2 separate regions of the Homo sapiens genome follow, and region 2 is linked to region 1. The links are chromatin loops, found by intact Hi-C in ENCODE. Cell type or tissue: endothelial cell of umbilical vein. All regions are shown on one strand. Links, peaks and the distances in the headings refer to the core of each region. The heading gives the core; the rest is flanking DNA. Region 1 overlaps FBN1 (fibrillin 1). Region 2 overlaps FBN1 (fibrillin 1).

Evidence for each region. Hi-C counts contacts between places; a loop is a spot of excess contacts. Peaks named below come from ENCODE experiments on the same cell type or tissue, not always from the same donor. Only the 100,000 strongest peaks of a DNase experiment are listed, where the experiment ranks them.
Region 2: it touches region 1 in a loop (3-fold over the local background); 4 of 110 quality-filtered maps call a loop at or near these places.

What each region holds. Positions count from the first base shown.
Region 1 is chr15:48,530,094-48,542,589 of GRCh38, reverse strand. FBN1 (fibrillin 1) reads left to right here. Exons shown (of 66, transcript NM_000138.5): 7 at 4,782-4,979; 8 at 8,385-8,510. LOC124903488 (a long non-coding RNA gene) reads right to left here. Exons shown (of 3, transcript XR_007064628.1): 1 at 11,866-12,496; 2 at 11,499-11,595; 3 at 11,233-11,312. Among named protein-coding and RNA genes, the nearest start is that of FBN1, 110 kb to the left of the region's middle. RefSeq lists an enhancer at 11,658-12,496. In endothelial cell of umbilical vein, for the core only: no CTCF peak of the experiment used is centred there; a DNase peak (open chromatin) is centred at 5,669; H3K27ac peaks cover 2,115 bases.
Region 2 is chr15:48,594,934-48,607,429 of GRCh38, reverse strand. It overlaps FBN1 (fibrillin 1), which reads left to right. Exons shown (of 66, transcript NM_000138.5): 5 at 7,196-7,291; 6 at 11,052-11,147. Among named protein-coding and RNA genes, the nearest start is that of FBN1, 45 kb to the left of the region's middle. RefSeq lists an enhancer at 11,182-11,351. In endothelial cell of umbilical vein, for the core only: no CTCF peak of the experiment used is centred there; DNase peaks (open chromatin) are centred at 4,129 and 4,539; H3K4me3 peaks cover 274 bases; H3K27ac peaks cover 1,772 bases.

The DNA of each region.
Region 1 (12,496 bases), core at 1,450-9,449:
CAGTAAGAAGAAGTAACAGCAGTTAGGAGGCTGATTATGATAATGGAACTTCTTAACTTTAATTTTCCTTAGACTAAAAGTTCTCTGAACTCCTTCCTCAGAAAGTTGTATTGAAATTCCACACATTAGGAGCCTAATGTTCCCCAGGCCAACCTACCTGGGAGAAATAAGTGTGCTGTGACCCTCTATGTCATGGATAAATTGATATCTCATTCTTTTGTTTGTCATTTTTATGAAAAGAAGGATTTAAAATAATTGGAGCCTAGTGCCCAAAATTATATCCTTGTGCCTTCCCTGCAGTTTGTGGTTTAGTGACTGGGCAGGAGGGACGAGAATTCATTGTACCACAGAATATTCTTTCCCTGTAAACGATGCATTTGCTTCGGGGTGAAGTCTGATTACAAATGAAAGTGAAATAATGCTGTAGACCACAGCATTCTGAGCTGCAGAGCTGGGCATGAGCTGAGGATCAGAGGCTGCAGACACATGTTGGTCAGAGCCCAAGCCTTGAGGCCAAATCTAACGGGACTGGAGAGCAATCCTTGAGCTAACCACTCAGAATGGGAACATGGAGATGCAGAATTTCCCATGAACCAGCCACACTGGAGTAAGCCAGTTAAAAACAATTAGAGTCGCACTTTAATTTTGGAAAGACTTGGCCTGTTGCCCTAGTTCATGAAGGTCTTATAAGGAAGTGATTGTAGAGCAATTTGCAAATAGAAAGCATTTCTAATACTATATTTTAGTTGCATTAGGAATAATGATTTACACTGAAGCCAGGAATGAGTCAGACGTTACACAAGCTTTGAGTTAAGCACACTCCCTGTCTAATGCTGAGACTATCTGAAAAAAAAAAAAAAAAGAGTATGTAAATTTAGCTTAATATCATGTAAGTGCTATGGGAATAATTGTAAATAATTGGATTATTAGTAAGGAATTGGGAGTGTGGGCAGATTTCTTTCTGCGGTTGGAGTATTGGACTAAAAACAGCATAACCTTGGCAATCTAAATGAAGTACAGGACGAAAAGCACATGCCGCCAAATCGGAATGACATTTGAAAACCATGTTAATACAGCATTTACCTTCCAAGACATTTTTAGATCCAATTTTATTTCATCCAGATTATGCCTCTCCCTCTACAATCAGCAATTTTTGTTTAAAATATGGATCTACAAATACATTTATATCCACTTGCTAATCTGTACTGTCAAATAAGCCAGTTTGAATTTGTTTCCAAAATAACTTTGTCTATAGTGATAAATATCTAGCACAGAAATGTACTAAGTCCATAGTTTCTATTCTACATAAAGTATTCGCCAAATATATAGTATACTTAATAAATTGGATCCCTGTGGACTGTTGGGATGCCTAATATAGATTGTCAGAATTAACAACTACCATCTCGATTCTATGTATTTCATATTGAAATAAGAATAATACGTTATTGACCCTGGAAAAGTCTTAAGGGGTTTTTTTTTTTAATGAAGATCTTCCAATGAGAAATTCACATGTGAAGTTATGAATCAGTGGCAGACAGAACTGAATCAGATTTGTATTAGCATTTTGTAGAGTGTCTGGATTTTGCTGGTGTCACTCACAAAACACCATATTTGTATCTATCCTGAACCTTGGCAATCCTCATATATAAGATAATTCCATAGAGTATCTTGGCAAGAGGAGGTGGAAAAACAAATCCCAACAGTGTTGAAGAGAGGATTATAAATTAAAATTCATGTTGCGTTATGCTTTTTAAAAAGGATTGAATATGGCAAGCTAACCTGAATCTGTTTGATTAAAGCATTTGCACTTGTCTCAGTAAATTAACAGAAAGAAACAAGCCTAAATTCTCTTTCTTGTTACCTAACATGGAGAGTTTTATTTATTTTTTAAATAAAAGATTACACTGCTGTGATCTTTCTAGTCTCAGATGTAGGATATATATAGTCATAAAAATCTTGATGACTGTTTTTATCCTGAAAAGGATTCATTGTAATGTACACTGAATGCTATGTGTAATAATGAAGAATTAGAGGCAATTTAAATGATAGACAGTAAGAAAATTACTGAACACATTCTGTTATAACTTGATGGAAAATTATGCAGCAATTAAAATCATATTGTAGAATAGCATTTATTACATGGGAAAAAGCTTTGGCAATGTTAAGTGAAGAAAATCCAGCAGGATTCAAAAGTATATTTTTAGTATAATCCTTATTTTATGATTAAAAAAATAAAACACACACATGCATACACACAAAATCTTACGTACGATAATATAATCAATACGTTATCAAGGGTTTCTTTAGGTGTAATTACATTTGTTTATATGCTACTGCCTTTTCTCAATTGTCTAAAGTAATTACTTAATTTTGAATTAAAATACATAATAAAATATTGAAATAGAAAGGAAAGACCAAACAGCAAAGATGTATTTATTAAATCCCTATAGGTATTTGTTTGGGAGAATTGAGCCAAAAAAATAAAGATGACTTTGGTATTTCACTTTGTCCACATAGTTCCTGCATTTTAAAGAGATTTTGTTCCAAATTACTGCAGTGCTGAGTGACTTTTTCTTCATCGAAAGAACGAAATGAGGGCTGAGATTTATTCAACAGCTCAGTATTTAATACTTGTTTATATTTTTGTTTGAATTCAGTATCTGTGGAAGAAGATAGCAGGTTTTGAATAAATCTGGCATACAATGTAAAATATTAAACTATACCTACAGCTTGACTATATAAAACTAAAAAAACAGTAGAGTAAGAAATGCATAAACAAAGTAAAAAAAAAAAGACAAATGATAAACAGAGAAAGTGTCAGGAGACAGGGCTGGAAAGGTGGGTGGGGCTATATCATGCAGAGAAGAGGGACACAGAGGTCTTAGGCTTGTCTTTTGGCATGGTGAGTCTGGTTGCATGTAGATATCACTCACACAATTTTTGACCTGTTTGCATATCACCTGTACTAGTATTTAATATTTTTAAAAAATTGAATTAAAAGGTTTTTCAATTCATCATCCTCATAGCAGACATAACTGTGAAATCATGAGTCTGATATATTTATGCTGTTTCATAATACACATTAAAATTAATATGTGACTACTAAAATCTAAAATTATCTTGCATCCTGTGAGTGGGACATAACACTGGCATGGAGGGAGGGAGCTGGGGAACTGGGGACTCGGCATTTGGACCATCCTGTCTGTCTCTCCAGTGCTGCCATAGCTTGGATATGGTAGTCTTCTTTACATATATGACTGGCATGGAGTTTTGTTTTTGGAATTCTTCAGAAGGTTGATCTTACAGCATGGGCATCAGAGCAGTGCTGTTTCTGCAACACCATTGAACAGAGGTGGTTCATTGCAGATAGCAGAGGAGAGGGAGGAAGAGCACGTAGTGATGGGGAGCAGATGGAGTTGAAATTCCAAGGGAGGGGTTGGAGTGGAGATGCAAGAAAAAGAAAGCAAGAGAGAACACACAGGATAGAGGGATGCCAGCAGATAAGATTCAGCTATTGCCAAAACATTGTTACGATCCAGAATGTTGACTCTTGCTGGTACTGTAATGAAAAGTTGTCCTTTTTTCCTTAGTAAATAGCATGTCTGCGATGTCCTATGAGCTACTTAAAGAAAGAAGAAAATAATGAAAGCATCCCAGTAGTTTCATTAGCACAGCCAGTGATTTTCATAAAACTGTTGCGTTCACAGGTGAAAGGAACTTACTGGGGTCATTGAGTCCATTTTTAGACTCACAGGGATCACTGCACCTAAACACTTCTGAAAATGACCTGGAAGCATGCAAATGTTGGTTTGTGGATAGAAGCCCATGAGTCTTACCCCAGCCCAGCCTCCCTTGTCTGTCAAGGTCATTGTAGAACCACGGAAATGGATATTATGGCCCTGATTTCTCTCACAAGGGGACAACCTGGGTTTGGTCCTCTGTGCTCACTACGTCTTTATCTTTCTTATTTGTTGTTGGCTCTCTCTCTGTAGGAAAAAAAAAAAAGAGGCAGATCTTATAGCTGGTGGTAGACTGCTCTGATTGGAAATTCTCTTGTGGACTTAGCTTATCCCTGTTTTGCTTTAAGATGGTCCTTTTGCCTAGGGGTTACAATGATTTCAGACCAGTGTCCTCACTCTTTATATTAAAACCTAATGTGTTTTGCATGGACAAAATTTTAAATTCTTGTTTGTTGGTTTGCTTGTTTTGTATTTGAAATAAGATGACCCCAACTCAAAAGAAACAGATAACCATTTCTTTTATTGAAGGAACTCCCAGGAAGAAGGTGCCATGACTTGCCTCACTGCAAGCTTCAAAATTCTTTGCTTTCTCAGCCCTAAATAACAATAGACTGGAAGCTCTGTGAGGTCAGGGATTTGGCCTCTTTTAGTCACTGAAGCATCTGTATCAGGCATAGGAGCTGATTCAGTGTAGGCACTGATATATTTTCTTAAGTAATGAGTGGATAATAATATTACCATGTTACATTTGTATAGCAATTCACAGTTGTAAAGAGTTTTCCATTAGCTCGCCTGATCCTCACAATGCCGTTTTCAAAGTGGGTAACAACTGATGTTTTCATCCCTATTTTGTAGGTTAGGAAATCGGGTTCAGAAGTAGAATGGTCTATCCAAGGCCTTACACAGGGACAGTGATGCATGATTCTGTCCCTGAAATTCATTTCTCAATTTGGAGTCAAGCAAGATGGAGCACAGCTGTTCCTCTGCATGATGGTTCCTGCTTTTCTGGATTTTCATCAGATTTTTATTCTTTATTTTCAGATTACAGGACAGGCCCATGTTTTACTGTGATCAGCAACCAGATGTGCCAGGGACAACTCAGCGGGATTGTCTGCACAAAAACGCTCTGCTGTGCCACAGTCGGCCGAGCCTGGGGCCACCCCTGTGAGATGTGTCCTGCCCAGCCTCACCCCTGCCGCCGTGGCTTCATTCCAAATATCCGCACGGGAGCTTGTCAAGGTAAACCCGGGCTGATGGAATTATTAATGGATTAATCTTATTTGCTCTGGAGAGCCATTCTCCAATGAAGTTGAAGAGAATGGAAAAGTAGTGTCAGCTACATAACTTCACAATTTCGCTGACTGCATGATATCCAACTAAGGCATTAGGAACGTGGCTCTCGAGAGAGCAGCTGAAGTCTTACTGAATGTTTTCTTGCCAACCATTCCCCCTTTCTGACCCCAGAGGTGTTTGTATGTACCTCTGACTCCAGGGGTGGTGTGATTCTGTTTACAGCGATGCAGTGCATTATGGCAGTGCTGTGTAGAAACACAAAGCAAGGTTTGTGAACAAGGTAGTTTATGTTTTTCTTAATTTTTTTTCTTCATTTGAAACTGTTGAGTTCCTCTCTCATGGGTTGTGCTTAATTGACCTGAAGAAAATTGTTTCTCTCGACATTTTGCATGCTACATTTTGCATTTTTTTACAAGTCCAAAATAAATTAGGATTTGTTTCACAGTTTTAAATATCCCCAGATGTCGCCTGCTAGCTGCTTCTCCTGCCTCCCGTAGAAGCCCTTACTCTGTTTTTGGCTTTTACTCCTGTTCTTCCAGCTGTACAAATTCTTTTATTGTCTGGATGTCTGGCAGGAAACAGGAGGAAGTGAACAGAGGCAGCTCCACACTAAACTGATGGGATTGAAAACTCTCAGCCTGTATCTGTTTCCTTTAGACAGCCTCAGGACTTTTTATAGCAAGTTGCAATATTTTCAGAAACTTCAGGATATGCTTTTCTGAGGCAAATAGATAATACTTTGGCGTTGTTTTGTATGTTAATTCTAAGGGTAATGTGCAATAAAACAGAACTTGAGCTTAGTCACACAGTTTTGTGGGTCTCCATTACATTCCACTTCAATAAATTCCACTTCTGATATTGTCATTCCTGGCCTTCAGCTCCCATGTACAACATACAGCTCCTTTGGATGCCCTTAAATGTATCCCTCTGAATGTCAGGAGAAGAAATAAGTCACCTTGAAACTCTAAAATTATCAAGGGATGGATTGTAGTATTTTACAAAAGTTTAGTTGTTTTTTGGTGCCTTCTTATTTTTCCCGTTTTTAGAAAATCCCAGTGAGTTTTGAAGAATTTGTTCATCTTGGGATTACAAAGTTAGCTAATACCCATGAACTTGTTGACAGTGACCAGAGAGCTAGACTTTTAACTGCCTCAGCTGCCCATCAGTGACCCATTGTCAGAGGTTAGGGTGCTAATGGAATTGGGGGGGTGGGGATAATGAACTGCCTTCTCTTTAGCTTTGCTATTCGTTTCATAAATCTGGATCTTTCCAGCATTTGCTTCCTGTTTCTTTCTAACTCTGCTATTCAACATCCAAGAAAAAAAATGTTTTTTATAAGAAAAGTTTTGAAAACCCATTGAATCACAATGGCAGTTATATTGCTATTTTGAGAGTGAAATTCTTCATGTTTGGTTGTTGTTGTTGTTGTTGTTGTTGTTTTTTCTAAGAGATTCTGCCACCAGGTTGTGGCTCTTGCTCCTTGCTGGTGTTTCCAGTCCTTGGGTCAGATGTGAGGGGCTGTGGGCAAATGGGTTCATAAAGGAGCTTATTCTGTCTTCAGACCTGGAGTATACAGCCAGTGGAGAATTGCCTTGTCTATATTTTCTGTTGGCCAGAAATCATGATCAACAAGACAGCTAGTTCTGCCTATATGTAAAAATCTTGATTTTCAAAAACATTTTAAAAAATACATTCAACACATCAAGAGAATGGAAAATTCTGGTCTAAGACAAAACTGAAATTGGCTAGAAAACATAATTTAATGATTTTCCACATATAATCATGTATCTGTGGGTTAAGATATTTCATTTAAAACAGTAAGTGATACTTTTATAATAAACTAAATTGTTGTTTCTTTAATATCCCTTTTACTGCATGCTGACTTTTCTCAAGAACACAGGTTGAGATCTTATAAACAGCAATCACTTTTTTCTTTACTCAATGAAGAGTGAAACTAAAGAGCACATTAAGCTTCCAGGTTTCAAAAAGAATACATTAGACTGTTTGCTTGGGGATTCTTTATTAAATCAGACTTTTCTGTTATGAACAAAGAGATGGAGAGAATGTACATGTACTTTATAATCTTTATAACAAAAGTAGTGAGCCTGAAATGATTAATTTTGCTCCTGGAAGGTTAATATTTGGGCTTACACATAAGAACCCAAGTTAGTCCTTAGGTGCTGGTTATACAACAGTGAAGAAAATGGACAAAGTCCCTGCTTTCTGGAAGCTTATATTGAAGACATTTTGAAGACATTCAATTTATTAAATAAAACAAACAGGCATGTATTAGGTCAGTGGGTGGTTAGTCCTGTGGAAAAAAATAAACAGGGAAGGAAGGATGATTAGAGCCAGCAGCCAGGTGTTGCTGTTGGACTGTCAAGGGAAGGGCTCGTGGCTAAAGTGGCATTGGAGCACAGACCTGGAGGATGAGACATCGTGGGCCATGCAGCTCTCTGGAGGAAGACTATTCCGGGCAGAGGGGCAGCCTTACAGAGCTCTGTGGCAGGTGCATCCTTGGCATATTTGAGGAATCCAGTGTGGTGGGAGAGATAGGAGGGTGGAAAATGGGTAAAAGATCAGAGAAGTCATGTCGAACTCCCCAGGACATAGTACACACTTGCACGTTGAGCTGGGGAAAGACATGATCTCACTGACATTTACAAAAGTGGCTTCTGGTGGCCACTGTGCCAGCAAGGTAAGTCTGCAGCTGAAACTACACACTCACTCACCTAACAATCTCTCTCACTTCTTGGCCTAATTTTCTGAGTTGTTTAATTTTTACTGTGCAAGGCACTTCTCCAGAATGTGAAGTGAACATTTCCACTTCATTTGCGCAAAAACATTAGCTGTCTCGTGTAGTCTGAGTGACCTTCAATAAATTCCGTTTTAACTAAATCACTCAGTACAACTCTTAAAGGTAGTTTCATTGTAGAAATGTATTGCATTTTGATTTGCAAGATTTTTTGAATAACTCTGATTATTACTACCAATCTGGAGATAAAAATGAGGCCGTGAATAATGGCCTTTTAAACGTATCTTTATACTTTGCTGCATATGTGCTAAAACCCGCAAAAGTTAATGCACTCTCCTCTACATTAGGAAACATGGAAGGTGGGAAAACAAAAAATACTTGTGACTTCTTATGGAACATTATTAATCAAACGATGTATTTTACATAATGCAATTGTGAGAAACAGTTTCTCTAATCATATTCCAAATATTGTGATGGACAAATAACTCACCGATATAAATATGGTAACATAATTGTGGACAAATTATCACATTTTATTCTGCAATGAATTTCATATGAGTTTTTTTTTTTTCTCTCTGTCTTCTGTAATCTGACAGATGTGGATGAATGCCAGGCCATCCCCGGGCTCTGTCAGGGAGGAAATTGCATTAATACTGTTGGGTCTTTTGAGTGCAAATGCCCTGCTGGACACAAACTTAATGAAGTGTCACAAAAATGTGAAGGTAAGAAATCTTATGCTTTGCAGTTGGGGGGTGTAGTGGGGGCAGGCAAAACTCAACATTAGAAACAAGCTTGTTTGCAAATTATTCCTAAATCCTTCTGTCTTTGTCATCCCTGTGAATGTGTAAATATAATATTTTTAACAGTAATAATATGCCTTTGTGCTATTGGACCAGAAAAACCCTGTAGCTTTTTCCACTTTTATAGACCCAAAACAAGAGGTCCATCTGAATCAAATTAAATATTAAAAACATGAAATATTTTTGAACCAACATTTGGTTTAAAATGTTCAACACACATGTTTTTGCATAGTTCTAGAGACATGAATTTAAATTTGGTCATTAGATATCATTCAGAATAATATATCTTCCGAAGTTTTTCTAGTTAAAAGGTATGTTTGATTTTGTGTGTGGGGAGGCAGATTGATCTATTAACCCTTATATTTATGCTCCTAGTACATGCTCATGATTTTCTTTTCTGGGGGATGGTAATTGCCTATCAAATGAAAAGCTTTTAATGTTAGTCAAACAGAAAAGTAATTTGAGATAATTTTTATATTTACATTTAGTTTATAGATTGAACTTCTACAAATATATATACAGAGGATGTGTTTATAGTCACCACTACTGCTACTGCTCTTTGCCGAAATGAGGCCTGACTTCCAATTACAGTCATAATTTCTTCGTGAGAGGGGAGCATCTAGAAAATATGTAGGCAGCATTGGACTCTCTTTTCTTTGATGAGTGCATGTAACTTATATATAGTAATGTCCAACAATAGTGTAACAGCATTCTCAGGGCTACATCTCTCATCAAGATCAGAAGAGAAAACTTTTTCCTTCATCCTCAACTCACCCCACCTTGAGGTTTCACTTAGATGGATGCATTTTTATTGAAAACAGATGCTGTTATATTTATGCCCCTAGACTCTAACAGTGAGTACATTCTAAGTTATTTGTCTGGGCTGGATAATTAACCTTGTCAGTTGCCACTGTATATCAGATGAGCAAAAGACAGCTTTAAATTTAAGGTGCAATTCATAAGTTACATGTAAGACATTTAATATCTACTTGCCCTGAAACTGAATAATCTAACTCTGATAGAACTATCTTTATGAGTTGGAATTGTTTTTAGGTTATAAATCATCATTGAATTTATAATTGATACTGCATTCTTGAACATGTTATACATAGTTATTCGGGGTAGTTGTGAAAAAATAGTTCTTTCTAAAGACTTCTTAAAAAAACATTTTAAGTTTCAAAGAACAATAAAGTTGACTCTTGATAGGCCAATGTATTTTAGAAGTTGTACTGTAGATCTAAATTTGAAGCAGAGAATGTTGGCACTGAAAGGGGCAAAGAACTCAGCTATTTCCACACTCTACATTATATATTAAGGAATGGTGTCTTGGGTGTATTAAGTACCCTGTCTGAGGCCATTCAGACAAGACTGCTCAAATTTACCTCTTTAACTCACACTCTGGTGCTTGCTGAGCCATATTACATTGTCCTCTTTCCTAGATGAAAGTTATTATTCTGGAATAGATTTTCGGGCCATATACACACACACACACACATACACATATATATATACACACACACACACATATACACACACACATATCTTTATATAGACACACATATATCTATATACACACACACATATATATATGACATTAACTTAACAAGCCATTAAAGTTTATCACATGCAAAACCTACATCAACGATAGGTTGTGTTTTATCTTTTAGGCTTTCTCAGTTTAATATATTCAGCTTCAGAATATATAATCAGCTTCAAGATTGAGGGGAGTATAGTCCTTATGACTTGTCCAGTCTGTGTTTTGTTTTCTGAAATTATGATGGCTTCCAGCCTGAGTAGAATTGATTTTGTCTCTTGCTTTTCATTCAGACAAGTCAATTAACAGGAATGGTCTATGGATGTGGACTAGACAGAAGATTCTAATTTAATGCTCAGACTGAAAGAAAAATCATTCGAATCTTTTTATTGATGCTAAGAAACCTATTATGGTGGTGTATCCAGTGGACCAAAAACTCAGTCTATTACTTAATCCTTTTCCACACACAAAAATTTTCCAGCTACATGTGAAAGTCAGCAGCAAGATAAAAACAGACTATTTTGGCTAGATTTTTTTTTCCTTTGCCATCTACTATTACATTAATTTAGATAATGGTTTTTTCCTTCTTTTCCTTCTAGTATCAATGCAAAATTGATACTAGAGGAGAATGTCCTGTTAGTGCTATACATTCTCTGGCCTGGAGACTGGTGTGAACAGGGTTGACCTGTCTTACTCTGGTAAGAAAGTAATCAGGAAGTACCCTGAGAGCTCTTGGCAAGCCGGGTTCACTTTTTCGACGTCCTTGCTCTTTTCCGGTTACAGTGTCTCACTGTGGAAATGGCATAACTCTGGGCATCGGCTGGTGTCTAGATGGCCAATAGAGGGAACCCAGGAAGTCTGGCCCGTAATCACTGAATATGTTCCCTAGAAAGATGATGAGTATAACCATGGGGTTCTGTGCCCTTGTGAAAATGTCCTGGTACCTTTGCCATTGCTTTGAGTGGCTTTTTAAAGGTAGCTTCCTTTAGACTTGGAGGGGAAGGAATTGAGTACTTTTCATAGAATTTTTTCAAGAAAAACCAATTCCATCAAATTGGCTTTAGCAAATTCACAAGATGCTAACCCTCACGCTCTCAGATCTGAGAATGCCATTATTCGAGTTGCTTTCCATGAGATCTTCCTCTTGCAGAATTCTCACTTCCTTCCTAAAATGTCCCTCTTTCCAAAAACTAAAAAAAAAAGAAATGTTACGGAAAAGTGTTTTATAAATACATATAATTGGAGGACATTTTGAAATGTAAATTAACAAGTTGAAGGGATTTAAATAACAATTATTAAATTTTCATACATTTAAGAAGGAAAAGATTGAGATTTATAGCTGTGATTTGAGAAAAAAGGAAAGAGTTCATGCCCACCTTCTTTGTTGATCTTTCCAATGACTGTAGAGTACGCATGCTGAAAGAACACATGAACATTTTTCTTTGGAAACCAAGTCCATATTTGCATAGGTTACTATGGGAGGAAATTAAGAAATAAAAAGCGTAATTAAGGGATTAAGTTTTATTTCTGGAAGAAGTCCGTTGGATTCCTAATTAACCACTAATATTTTGGGATTTAGATTATCGCCAGCCCAGCCTTTAGCAATTATAATAGCACTGCATGATGCACAGGACCTTTTTAAAAGTGTAGCTTTTAAATCCATGCACTCCATAATATGTGAGCCAAAAACCTCAGGACTTCCCCTTTCCAAAATAATAGCATATTTATCTCATGGCTACTTACTGTTAGGGGCTCTTATCCTCTCAGGAGCTAAGGAGAATTCCCGGGGCGGCTTAACCCACTACCATAGATGGGGCTCCATCCTCTTTCAGCTGTTTGCAGGCCCTAGACTTTCACTGTTCAAGGTAACTGGCTCTCTCTATACAATTAGTTGAAAAAAAAAAAAATCTCTGCGGTGAAGGTCAAAGAGCCCTGGAAATAAGGCAGGCCTGGCTCCCGTCCTTGATGCCCCGTGGTCAAGTCCCTAATGCTTTGTGTGATCTTAGATAAGTCAATTACCATCTCTGAGTTACTTCAGCTTTCAAATGAGGGGGTTGAACAAGATGCTATGTGGGGGTTCTTTCCAGTTCCAGAATTCAGACTCCATTTTCAAGTTGTGATCGGGCGGCGGATGCAGCATGAATAAGAATTCAGACTCCATTTTCAAGTTGTGATCAGGCGGCGGATGCAGCATGGATAAGAATTCAGACTCCATTTTCAAGTTGTGATCAGGCGGCGGATGCAGCATGGATAAGAATTCAGACTCCATTTTCAAGTTGTGATGAGGCGGCGGATGCAGCATGGATAAGAATTCAGACTCCATTTTCAAGTTGTGATGCGGCGGATGCAGCATGGATAAGAATTCAGACTCCAT
Region 2 (12,496 bases), core at 1,472-9,471, 65 kb before region 1:
TCAACATATGAATTTTGTGGGGACACAAACATTTAGACAATAATATATATATATATATATATGTATATGTATGTGTATATATATAATTGTCTAATTATATATATAATTATATATGATACATGATAAAAGTTGTTTCCTATAGTTTATATTTTGTAATTTTGTATTTTCTATTTTGTAATTCCTACAGTTTATATTTTGTAATTTTGAAATCTTCTCATTCTGTTTTACTCTTTACACTTTAAGAATGCTAAAAATTAAACTTCATATTCTGAGATAATTGTAGATTTACAAACAGTTGCCTTAGTCTGTTTTCTGCTGCTATAACAGTATACCACAGACTGGATAACTTATAAACAACAAAAGTTTATTTGGCTCGTGGTTCTGGAGGCTGGGAAGTCCAGAGCATGGCACCAATGTCTATAGAGGGCCATCCCATGGTGGAAGGCATCACATGGGGAGCAAGTATGAGAGACAGACAGAAAATGGGGCTGAACTCCCGAGATGACCAACCCACTCCTGAGATAATGGCATAAATCCATTTATGAGGGCAAAGCCCTCATGACCTTATCACGTCTTAAAGGTTCCACCTCTTAATACCATCACAATGATAATTAAATTTCAACATGAGTTTTGGAAGGAACATTCCAACCATGGCAGTTGTAAGAAATCAGAAATATCCTGGGTATTCTTTATTTAGTTTTCCCCATTGTGACATCTTGCAAGACTATAGTACAAGAGCAGAACCAGGATATCACAAAATCAATACAGTTAAGATGCAGAACATTTCCATCACCACAAAGAGCGCTGATGTTACCCTTTTATTGTCATTTTCTTCCCGACATAATTCTCTCTTTAATTCTGACAACCACTAATCTGTTCTACATTTCTATAATTTTTTCATTTCACAAATGTTATATAAATGGAATCACAGAATATGTAACCTTTTGGAAGTGGCTTTTTTCACTCATCAGAATTCTCTGGAGAGTCATCTAGGTTGTTGCAGTATGAACAGCTTGTTATCTTTTATTGCTGAGTAGTAGTACATGCTATGGATGTACCACAAGTTTGTTTGGCCATTCACCTATTGAAGGGCATCTGAGTTGTCATCAGTTTTTTTTTCTTTATTATTTGAACTAAGCTGCTATGAACATTTGTGTACAAGTTTGTGGTGTGAACACAAATCTTATGTTCTCTGGGATAAATACACAGAAATGCAATTTCTAAGTTGTATGATAGTTTCATGTTTAGCATTTTAAGAACTGTCAAACTGTTTTTGGAGTCGCCGTATGTACCATTTTGCATTCTCACCAGCAGTGTATGAATGACCCAGTTTCTCTGCATCCTTACCAGCTTTTGGTGTTGTCTTTATTTTTTATTTTAGCTATTCTGATTGCTGTGTAGTCATCTCTTACTGTGGTTTCAATTTGCATTTCCCTATTGGATAGTGATGTCAAACATCTTTTTATGTGCTTATTGCCACCTGTATATCTTTTTCAGTGAAAGGTCTCTTTATATCTTTTGTCCAGATTCTTATTTTTCATTAAAATAATTTTTTTAGACGGGGTCTTACTCTGTCACCCAGGTTGGAGTACAGTGGTGCGATCTCAGCTCACTGCAACCTCCGTCTCCCAGGCTCAAGTTATCCTCCCACCTCAGCCTCTTGAGTAGCTGGGACTACAGGGGCACACCACCATGCCCCACTAAGTTTTTTGTATTTTTGGTAGAGACAGGGTTTTGCCATGCTGCCCAGGCTGGTCTTGAACTCCTGAGCTCAAGCAATCTGCATGCCTTGGGCTCCCAAAGTGTTGGGATTACAGGCATGAGCCACTGTGCCTGGCCTCTTTTGCCCAGATGCTAATTGAATTGTTTGTTATTTCATTGTTGAGTTTTGAGAATTCTTTGTATACTCTAAATACTAGCTGTTTATCAGATATGTTATTTGCAGGCATTTTATCACACTCTGTAGCTTGCTTTTTAATATTTTTAATGGGATCTTTCATAGAGCAAATGTTTTCAAATTTGAGTAAGTCTAACTTATCAGTTTTCCCTTTACTGGATCATGCTTTCATTGTCAAGTCTAGGAATGCTTTGTCTACTCCTAGATTCTGAAGATTTTCTCCAACTTTTTTCTGATGGTTTCATAGTTTTATTTTTATTTACTTATTCTTTGAGACAGGGTCTTGCTCTGCCACCCAGATGGGTAGGCAGATCTTCCCCACTTTATCCTTTTTTTGTTTTAGCTATTCTAGTTCTTTTCTGTAAAAACTGTAGATTAATCTTGTCTATATTTACAAAACCTTTTAGGATTTTGATAGGAATTGCATCAAACCTGTATATCAATTTGGGGCCCTTTACACTTTTCAAACCCCTTATAGTTTGATCACATTTTCTCATTTAATTTACTTCAATTCAATGAGAGTGTCAGCAGGACCAGTCGCAGACAAAACCTCTCGGACACCGGTTTTAGGAAGGGGCTTTAATCAGCTGGGAGCAAGAGTTTGGGGCATTTGTACTCCCAATGCAAATCTGAGCTCTAAGGGTGTAAGAAGGCCAGCAGAACAATTCTAGACCAGTGTGTTAGCAAGTTTGAGGGAGTATGGTGCAACCATCCTGAAAGTGTGGGGACATTCAGAGGAAGGGAAGGTGGTGCTTTAGCCAGTCTGGAAGAAGTCCTCCTTGAAAAAGCTTTTCAGGGAAGTGTGGGATTTATATGGACTGGGAGGAGAAGCATGCATGGAATCTACTCAGACTTGTCCTTAGAAATGGTTGAACTCTTTGCTTTCTACTCCACCCTTTATGGAAGCACCTTTATCACTACTGTCATTTAACTTGTCCTTCTCTACAGCTTTTCCAGCTTGGCTAGATTTTGTTTGTTTATTTGTTTGTTTGAGAATTTTAGTGAAGTTTCTCTTCCAAGCTGTGTGTCTTTAGGCATCCCCAGACATCTGTTCACTTAAGGGAAATGCCATTGCTGTTATCCCTCTAAATGAAAATTGTTTTTATCCTGCAGTGACTCTGATTGTCCCTGTGGACTCTTGTCTCAGGTGTAGAGTCCAGAAGTTAGTCTAGCTGTTTAATTTGTCTGTCTGTGCTTTTCCTAGTACCTAAATTAAAATCACATGTTCGTCATACAAATGCTTATGTGCAAATTGCTCCCAGTGTTCTTCCTGCCAGTTGTGCCTGCCAAGATGATGGCAGGTCTTTAGAATCATTCCAAACCTAATGCATCCCAAAGAAAATCATTACCTGAGGTATTGAGATCCAGGTGCCAGCCCTGCCTCTCTCTCATTCCCATAGCGTGCTCACATTGTTCTTTTCTGATGAATCATTTAAGAACTAATCTGTGCTGGGCTGTAATCTAAAGAAAATTTCTTCTGCTCTTTCTGGCCAATGCTGCCAAATGAAAGACGTTCAGTAAGTCACTGTTGAATGACTGAAATGACTGACTGACATCTGATATGAACACAAAATTAATTTGGGATCTTTTATGGATATGGGGAGATGGCAACATTTTCTGTTAGCTCTGGGTTATTGAGCCTTACATGAAACCCTTTACGGCTGTCTGCTCGTCTTCAAGGGCAGGTCCTCACTGGGACCCTAGGACACTCAGGGTTCACTGCATATGGCTGGATCTGTGCACTTTGATTCCCCTAGTGTTTTCAATTTCTAGTAAAATCTTAACACAGATTGAGTTTAGGAATATCTTCTGACTTGGGGTACTTAGTGCATCCAGTAAAGAATACAGCATCATTATGGGTGTAGGAGGAACCCCTAGGTTTCAGTTGGCTTTTTTAAGAGACGTAGAACTTGGTCTCCTAATTATGATACATCTAGAATTCTTGTTCAAATCAGTATAAATTTAGAATATGCATCAATGGCAGGACTGAATCCAAAATAAAACCAATTTCGGTATATATTCTCTGTAAACTATTTCCTGCGTGTACAGTGAAACTACGTATCTAGTTCTTTCACTTCCCCACAGAAATCCTGAGCGACTGCTCCCACCTTTATCGGAATGCTTTATTCCCCACTAAAGATCTAAGACTCACAACGAATACAGTTTCCCATGGTTAACACGGTGGCAAAGCAAGTGATTCAGAGCCTATTACCTGTGCTGAGCCTGCCTCCTCCTGGCTTCCCCCAAGGATTCATGCATATGGTTCCTTGATGTCTTCTTGTTTCACAAGTCTGAATGAGTGCTTTTATTTTTTAAAGAAAGAATATTTTATGCTGGAAAAGGTTTGCCTGAAAGACAGGGTAAAAAATATATATCAGGGAGATTTTTTATTATATTGCATTTAATTGTAAACTTACCATTCTTGCCAGAAAGAAGAATTCATTCTGATTTTCAACTTGAACAAATAATGTAAAGTCACTAAACTACTGTTAGCTTTTTTATCTCAAAGTAGTTAAATGGCTTTGTTGCTCATGTGGGAATGGAAATTAGCTCTTGGCATGAACTGCTTTAATTGAAATCAGTTTGAAGGCTGAGTTCCTATGCTGCTTGACAGATGACATCATTTCCTGTGCTTTTCCCAATCCTCACTGTTTTTCTAAGATAGGATGAAGCTAAGTTTAACTTCAAATTTAAAGCAACTATACACCTTTTCATGACCTACTTAGAATATTATTCAAAGTTTTCACTAAATCATTTTTTTTCTTTGTATACGTATAGACAGATTTTTAGTTAAAAAAGCATCTTGGCTGAGATGTTTTAACGGAATCATAAGAGCCTAAAATAACTGCAATCAGTTTCCGGGGTTGCTTGATTTCATTACTCCAACAAAGGAGTTATTTCTGCATTCATACATGGGGAAACAAAGATAAAAATATTTTTAATAGCAACCTACTTAGTAGGGCTGTATAAGTGCCTCGGACACAATGGACAACTTCTAAGTCTCAGTTTGGTCTTTGGGCATGGCTTTTGATGTCATCATCAGGCAGCATGAGTTAAGTAAATAAAAATTAATTTAGCACAGTTTTATACAGCACTTACATATAAAGCAAGGTGCTACTCTAGGCACTTAAGAGGTATTGCATAATTAATGCTCTCCCACTCCCCACTCTGAAGAAGTTTTTAAACAAATGAGATGGGGCAAAATAAGTAAAAATAGGCTGGATTATATAATATATGCTTCAAAAGAGAAATATGAAGTAATTGGAAAGGAGAGAGGGCTCACATTTGGTTTGGGAGATATCAGAAAAGATTAGCGGAAGGAAGCAATATTTGAAATGGGTTTTGGAGATAGATAGGATTTCAGGTTTGGGGGAGAACTGTGTGTGTGTTGTGTTGGGGTTTAGGAGTTAGGGGCAAGGAGACAAAGAGGCAGGTAAGAGAGAGGGTTCTACAGAGGGACTAGGACAAGGAAAGTGCCGGGTGTTTTGCATGGCACATAGTAGGCACTCAGAAATGTTCATTGAGTGAATGAATGACTGATAAGTAGATCAGGGGATGGAGTCATAGGACATAGTGGGCATGTGCCAAGGAGCCTCGAAAGATACCTGGGGCCATGCTGAGGGGACCGTGAATGTGGAGAGATGGAGGTGGCTCTAGTTCAGTAGAAACAGGCCTTTGATGGTGTTTCAGTGTGTGGCATGTTGTTGAAAAGGCATTTAACTTTCAACTCAACCTAACTTCTTTGTGCTGTAAAAGGAAGGGTATAGAAGATAGTGGGTTCTGCACTTTCCTTCCCTGTTGGCAGGCTGAGATTTGTGTAGCTCCTTATAAAAATTGTCCCTTTCTCCTGAAGTCAAGTAGCCACTTTTCAATACCGTGGCTGAGGATTCCTAACAAGGGGTAATGGACAGGGTGGCTGTTGGGAGGAATCTTCTATTTGCTCTGAAGAGAAGATTTGGCCCCTGTGCTTCAGGAAGAGTGAGCATAAACAGCAGATTTCTGCTTTTGTGTAGAAAGAAGATATTCTCTTCTCCTTAGCTAAAATTATCGAACCTTCTTCTCTGAGAATTTACTTCCACAACTTGGAGGACCAGACAGAATAAGCCAAACCTCCAAAGCCCAATCCTGGCCTCCATGTGTAGGCAGGTATCAACAAGGATTAGTGGTTAATTCAATCAAGCTTTGGACTAGGAAATAGCCTAGGATTTTGAAAGTGCTATTAGCATTCCTAAATTACTGACCTAGAGATAGCCTGAACACTGGAGAAATGAGAGCACTTGCCTGCGCTGTTGTCATTGCTCACTATGAGCCCGTGGCTGTCTTTTACTCCAGCTTCTCTGAGTGTCTCATTGTCTGGGGTCTAAGGCTGTCAGCCCATGGTCTTTCTACCCTGGGCCCCGAAATGAACACTTCTGTAGGTGAAAATGAGGATCTTATTTAGTTTGAGGTTACAGTTTAAACAAGCAGCTCTTTCTCAGGCAAATCCAGCTGTCCCTGTCGTCAGGCAGTGTTGTTATTAAATGTCTTTGTAGGTATTTTCTTTTTTCTCTATTCTGCCTCTAAAATTTCTTTTAACAAAATTCTTTGGAATTTGCTACTCTTAACTGTTCCCCTGTGCCATCTACCTGGGATTCTAAATCTTTTCACGGGAAAATTATTGCCATCATAATCTTGTCTCATATGGTTACTCAAGGCAATACTTTCTTGTTGGTATAAATTACAGAAATGACATTGAGTTGTAATTTCTGTTAAATTAAAGAAGTCATTTAGCACTATTAAAGTGAATGCCAGAGAAACAATTGCATTGCATGGTAAATGATTTTTTTTTCTTTCTTTCGCTCGCTCTGTCACTCAGGCTGGAGTACAGTGGTGCGATCTCCGCTCACTACAACCTCTGCCCCCCCAGGTTCAAGCGATTCTCTTGCCTCAGCCTCCGGAGTGGCTGGGATTACAGGCATGCGCCATTACGCCTGGCTAATTTTTGTATTTTTAGTAGGGACGGGGTTCCACCATGTTGGCCAGGCTGGTCTCAAACTCCTGACCTCAGGTGATCCGCCTACCTTGGCCTCCCAAAGTGTTGGGATTACAGGCATGAGCCACTGCGCCTAGCCGGTAAATGATTTTACACACACAAATAATATGTTTAGCATTCTCAATTAGGTCATTATCAGGTAAAAATAGATGAATCCTGATAAGCTATTTGATTTTCTCTTCAAATAACTACAAATCAACTCCTGTGAGCTGTTGCAATCTATGCATTTAAGTTGCAAAAGTGAATTCTTCTTCTTTTTTTTCAAGTACAACACTGCAATATTCGCTGTATGAATGGAGGTAGCTGCAGTGACGATCACTGTCTATGCCAGAAAGGATACATAGGGACTCACTGTGGACAACGTAAGTACACTGTAGTTATAAGTATTCTAGATGTTAACCTGTTTGTAGACAAGTAGAATAAAGAGATAAGTGCTGATGGATTTTCTTCGATTACCTGGGACACAGCATGTTTACAAGTGTCCAGTGACCTTTACAGATGAACAAATCACTTACTCAAAAAACTTAACACCAAATTTCCAATTGGAACCTTGATTGGTTACAGGTTGTTTGATTCATTTTCCTCTCATTTACCTTCACCACCTTGCTTGCCTGATCTCCTTGATTTCTAGTCACCACCAAAGGAGCAGAATTCTTGTTCATTCCAGACACATACCTTCCACCCACTTGCTGAACTTCAACACTTGGATTTTCAGGAAGCATCTCAAATAAAGTATTTCAAAACTCAGCCTCATCATTCTCTCTAAACATGTCCTTTATCTTGATTGGTGGTATCTGCATCCCTCTCATTTCCTAATCTAGATTCTGCTACCGAAGTACTTATCACATGGTGTTCAGTTTGAAGGTTCATTTGCACACACCATTTATTGTATCTACTTTCTACCAGTCCCTGTGCTTTGCAGAAGACGAACATTCTTTTTAAAAACCTTGTTTTTTTTTTTTGTTACTTTAAGATGAGCATATATACCCTACAGAAAATTTGGAAAAGTTTAAAAATACAAAAAGTAAAATTATTCGTGATTTCATCATTCCAGATAGTATCTTCTAGACTTGTAATGCATATTTGGTACATGAGTTCTTACTGTATATATAGTTTTTGTACCACTTTTTCACTTAATACTTTATTCAAAGTATGCTCATTACACATTTTAAAATACATTTTAATGGTTGCCTAGTACTCTATTACCTGGATGTTTGACTGTTTATTTAATGAATCCTCAATGGTGGGCGTTATTCAGGGCGTTTCTAATTTTTGCTTTTGTGTATATATTTATTAGGATTAATAATGTTATTATAAATAAACAAAAATGTAGAGAATGCCCTAGTGACCATCTGTGTTAGTCTGTTTTCATGCTGCTGATAAAGACATACCCAAGACTGGCCAATTTATAAAAGAAAGAGGTTTATTGGACTTACAGTTCCACATGGCTGGGGAGGCTTCATAATCATGGTGGAAGGCAGGGAGCAACAAGTCACGTCTTACATGGATGGCAGCAGGCAGAAAGAGCTTGTGCAGGAAAACTCCCCCTTATGATAACCATCAGATCTTGTGAGACTTACTGTTATGGGAACAGCATGGGAAAGAGACCTGCCCCCATGATTCAATTACTTCCCACCTCCCACAACATATGAGAATTCAAGATGAGATTTGGGTGGTGACACAGCCAAACTGTATCACCATCCACACACTGCAGTGGGAGAAGAATATTGGTTGAGTTTTGTGTAGCCCAGCCTGGAGAGAGGAGAGGCAGCCTCCGCAGTGTGGGTGATCCTTGGGCTGAGTCTTGAGGGATGGGTAGGAGCTTACCTGTCAGGTGATGGGGAATGGACCTTTTTGGGCAGATGGTAGAGCATGACCAAAGCACCAGCACAAGACACAGCAAGGGATGTGGGACATAGCAAGTGCTTTGGTGTTGCTAGAGCTTAAATGCAGAGGAGAGTGAGGGGAAAGGAAGTAAGGTCAGATAGGATGTCATGGGCCAGGTTTTGATGCCTTTATACATACTATGTTTTCTTCCAAAGTAGGGCTAGGAAAGAAGAGTGAGACCACAACAATAAACAACACTAACAACATCAATAACCTACATCTTTTCAGTTACTCTGTGCTTACTGTGTGCTAGGCACATTTTAGAACTCTATGTGTGTTAACTCATTTAATATGACAACAACTCTTTGTATTAGAGGACATAAATGTTACCCTCTGGCAGATGAGGGAACTGGAACACAGGGACCTCAGTAGTTCCTCTAAGGGTATATAGATGGTAATCGGCAGAGTTGGGGTTGGAACCCAAGCAGTCTGACTCCATAGCCCATGTGTTTACTCTTGTGAAATACCAACCTTATTACCCTTCACTTACGAAGGTTTACAGTGAGAAAGATCACAGTGTGGAAGCGCAACTGGAGGAGGACAAAACAGGAGCAGGAAGACAAGTCCTAACTAAGGCTATGGCTGTGGAGATGGCGAGATGGGGCTGGATCCCAAGGCATTCCAGGAGAATCAGGAGGGGCTGCTGGGCATCTCTTCTGCTCCCCTTGGTGCTCCCTGAGGGAGTTTAGCCCAATGCCCAACACACAAGTGCTTAATTAACACTGGCAGAATTAGAAAACTTTTCCTAAACTTCAGCTTCCTCATCTGTAATCTGGGAGGGTTGGCTTAGGCAAGCTCAAAATTTCTTTTCTGTTTAGAAGCTCTTCATTCTCCCTGACTATAAATCAAGAGGCAAAGAAGACAATTAATTTACATAAACCTCTCTGGTTATATGATGAGTAATGGCCTCCTGCCATAATTTTTGGTTAAAAAGGGTTGTGTCAGTTCAGGTCCTCTTATGCCAAGAAAATATCAAGACAGAATTAGACATAAAAGAGAATTTATTGGGGAAAAGACCCGTGAAGAATAAAGGAAAGAGGAAGCAGAAGTAGGAGGGAATGGTCTTCAGACCATGATGCCTGTCTGATCCTGTGCAAGGAGGGAGGGAAGGAAGGACAATTGCATAGAAGGAACTTCAGCCTGTAGTGCAGCTCCAAAAAGCCATAGCCAGGTTGATGGAGAACCCAGGGCAAAAAGTGCCCATCAAAGAGTTCCATGATGGGTGGAAATAGCCAGGCTTTAGTATCCTAATGCTGTGTTTAGTCATTGGCTGTGAGCCTGCCCTTGACATGAACATTGCAGCAGATCTGAAGGTACAGCAGCTGGAAGTGGTCTGCCAGCTAAACTTGCAGGAGATTCTCTTGAGGGAAAGTATGAGTGGCTCAACTTCATGGCTGCTATAGGGTAATGTATGGAAAAATGTATAGAAAATATATAAGGAGCAAGGAATTTGAATGGAGGTTTTGGGGGAGCCTCATGGAGCAGTAAGATTTCAGCTGGGCTTTGAAGAGTGGGTGGAACTGACATATTTGGCAGAGAAGAGCCTGCCACGCATGACGAAGATGCCTAGAAAGAGCCCATGCATGCACGAGTTACAGGAACTTGTACAAAGAGGAGTTGTTCAGCACATGAACTTTCAATTCTTATTTTAATGTCATTTCTAACAAGCAAAATATCCTGCCCTGAAGCATCTCTAGATTTACTGCACCAATAGTTTCCGTAAGTTCTGTTATAACTCTCAATTGGATTTTCATTATGGTACTTAAATTACTGAAGATCATTAGTAGTATTTTGTTGTTTGCAGTTAATTGTGCAATTGAACTTGCTACATTTCTGTAATGGTGACATCAGAGGGGCTGATATTTCCCCTCATGGGAGCCCTGTTGCAATTAAACGTAAATCATAAGCAAAAGAGTCTTTGCTAACACACAGTTCCCATTCAGTGACATCTCTTAGAAACCACTGTTTTCGAGGTTAAACTGAAAGCATTGCTCAGATGCTTCACGGAATGAGACCATCAGCATTAACATAGATACAAACTCATCTATTCCAGGCAGCTTTACCTAAGAGTGGACTGAGGAATATCTGAGTATGTGTAACTGTAGAGTGACCGTCCAAAACAAACACCAGGGTGACTTTAGACATTTTATTGTTGTCCTTCCAGAGGACCACAAGTGTTACTTCATTAGCATTTATTTTCAGGTAAAGCGTCTCAGCTCTCTCCTTATTTTACAGCTGTTTGTGAAAGTGGCTGTCTCAATGGAGGAAGGTGTGTGGCCCCAAATCGATGTGCATGCACTTACGGATTTACTGGACCCCAGTGTGAAAGAGGTAATGGTTTTTAAAATCATTTACGTAAAGACATGCTGGTACCTAAAGCTGTTACTAATTTGCACAGACATTGGGTCTGCATGGCTACTTCCTGAATGTTGCTGAGCTTTGAGGGGATTTCTCATTTGTCATTGGGAAGGTCCCTAGGATGACAAGACAGCGGCCCTGAATCTATGCATGATATTCGGCAATGTTTGTCAGTCCAAGTTTACCTAAATTCAGTTATTTGCTAATTTGGTGGTACTCAGTTATGAGTGTATACATAATTACCAGTTGGCATCAGGATAAAAAGGGGAGAACTTTCTTCTGTAAGGGTAAGGATTAAGCTCTTTATTATGCCAGTGAATTAAGTGGTCTTGAACAAAACATATGTATGGAAAGGGAGAATTTCAGTATGAAAAGCACACCTAAAGATCTGTTGGACCTGTTGGGGGCTGTAGAGGTGTACAAGCTCAGCATTCAACACTCACCATAGATATATTGAGTGTCTGCTGAGAAGCTACTTTGTGTAGATGGTTTATTCAGTACTCATCGCAGCCTGCTAGAGTGTGTAGAATTATCCTTAATTTTGCATATGAGAAGATGAAGGCACAAAGAGGTCCAGGGATGTCCCCAAGGCCACATACATAAGAAACCTTTAATTTGAATGTGTGTTTTGTCTCTTCAAGTCTAATGTTTACTGCTGCTCTTAATTAAAAGAAACATTCTACCTGATTTGCCTACCTAAAAATACAAGTATGATATTGAGATATGTGTGGATATGCAATATTCTTAAGTTTTTTTCCCTGAACTTTGGTCTTACTAATAATCTTGTCTCTACATTTATAGATTTTTTTCTCATCATCCCTAGTTTTATAATGAAAGTTTAGAAGTTTTATGTTACACAAAACTGTAATTGAAAATTTGCATGAACTTTTAAACTGCAGTAATCACTTTTAGCCAAAGTTGTATAGACATCTTATTCTAAGATGGAAAGTAAAGATTCAGTAGCAGATGTTGAATATGTCATTTAAAACATGTAATAGAGGAAAACAAAGAGCAGAGAGTGGTTTGTGAGAAATTATTTTCTGTCTGTGTTTATAATTTATCTAAATTCAGTTATTTGCTAATAATGCAGTAATACCTATTTGAGCAAGAAATTCCAGGTCGATTACTTTGATTACTAGGTAAATTACATTGTATCTCTATTAATGGGACCACTGCATGGTATTGATGTGTAATGCATAATAGACCTTTACATTGCATGTTGATATCCTTTAGGAGTCCCTCCTTAAACTGCTTCTCTTTACAACTTGCACAGATGTGTTTTTATTCGCTAATAATTATAATGGTCCAGAGTACTAAAAACT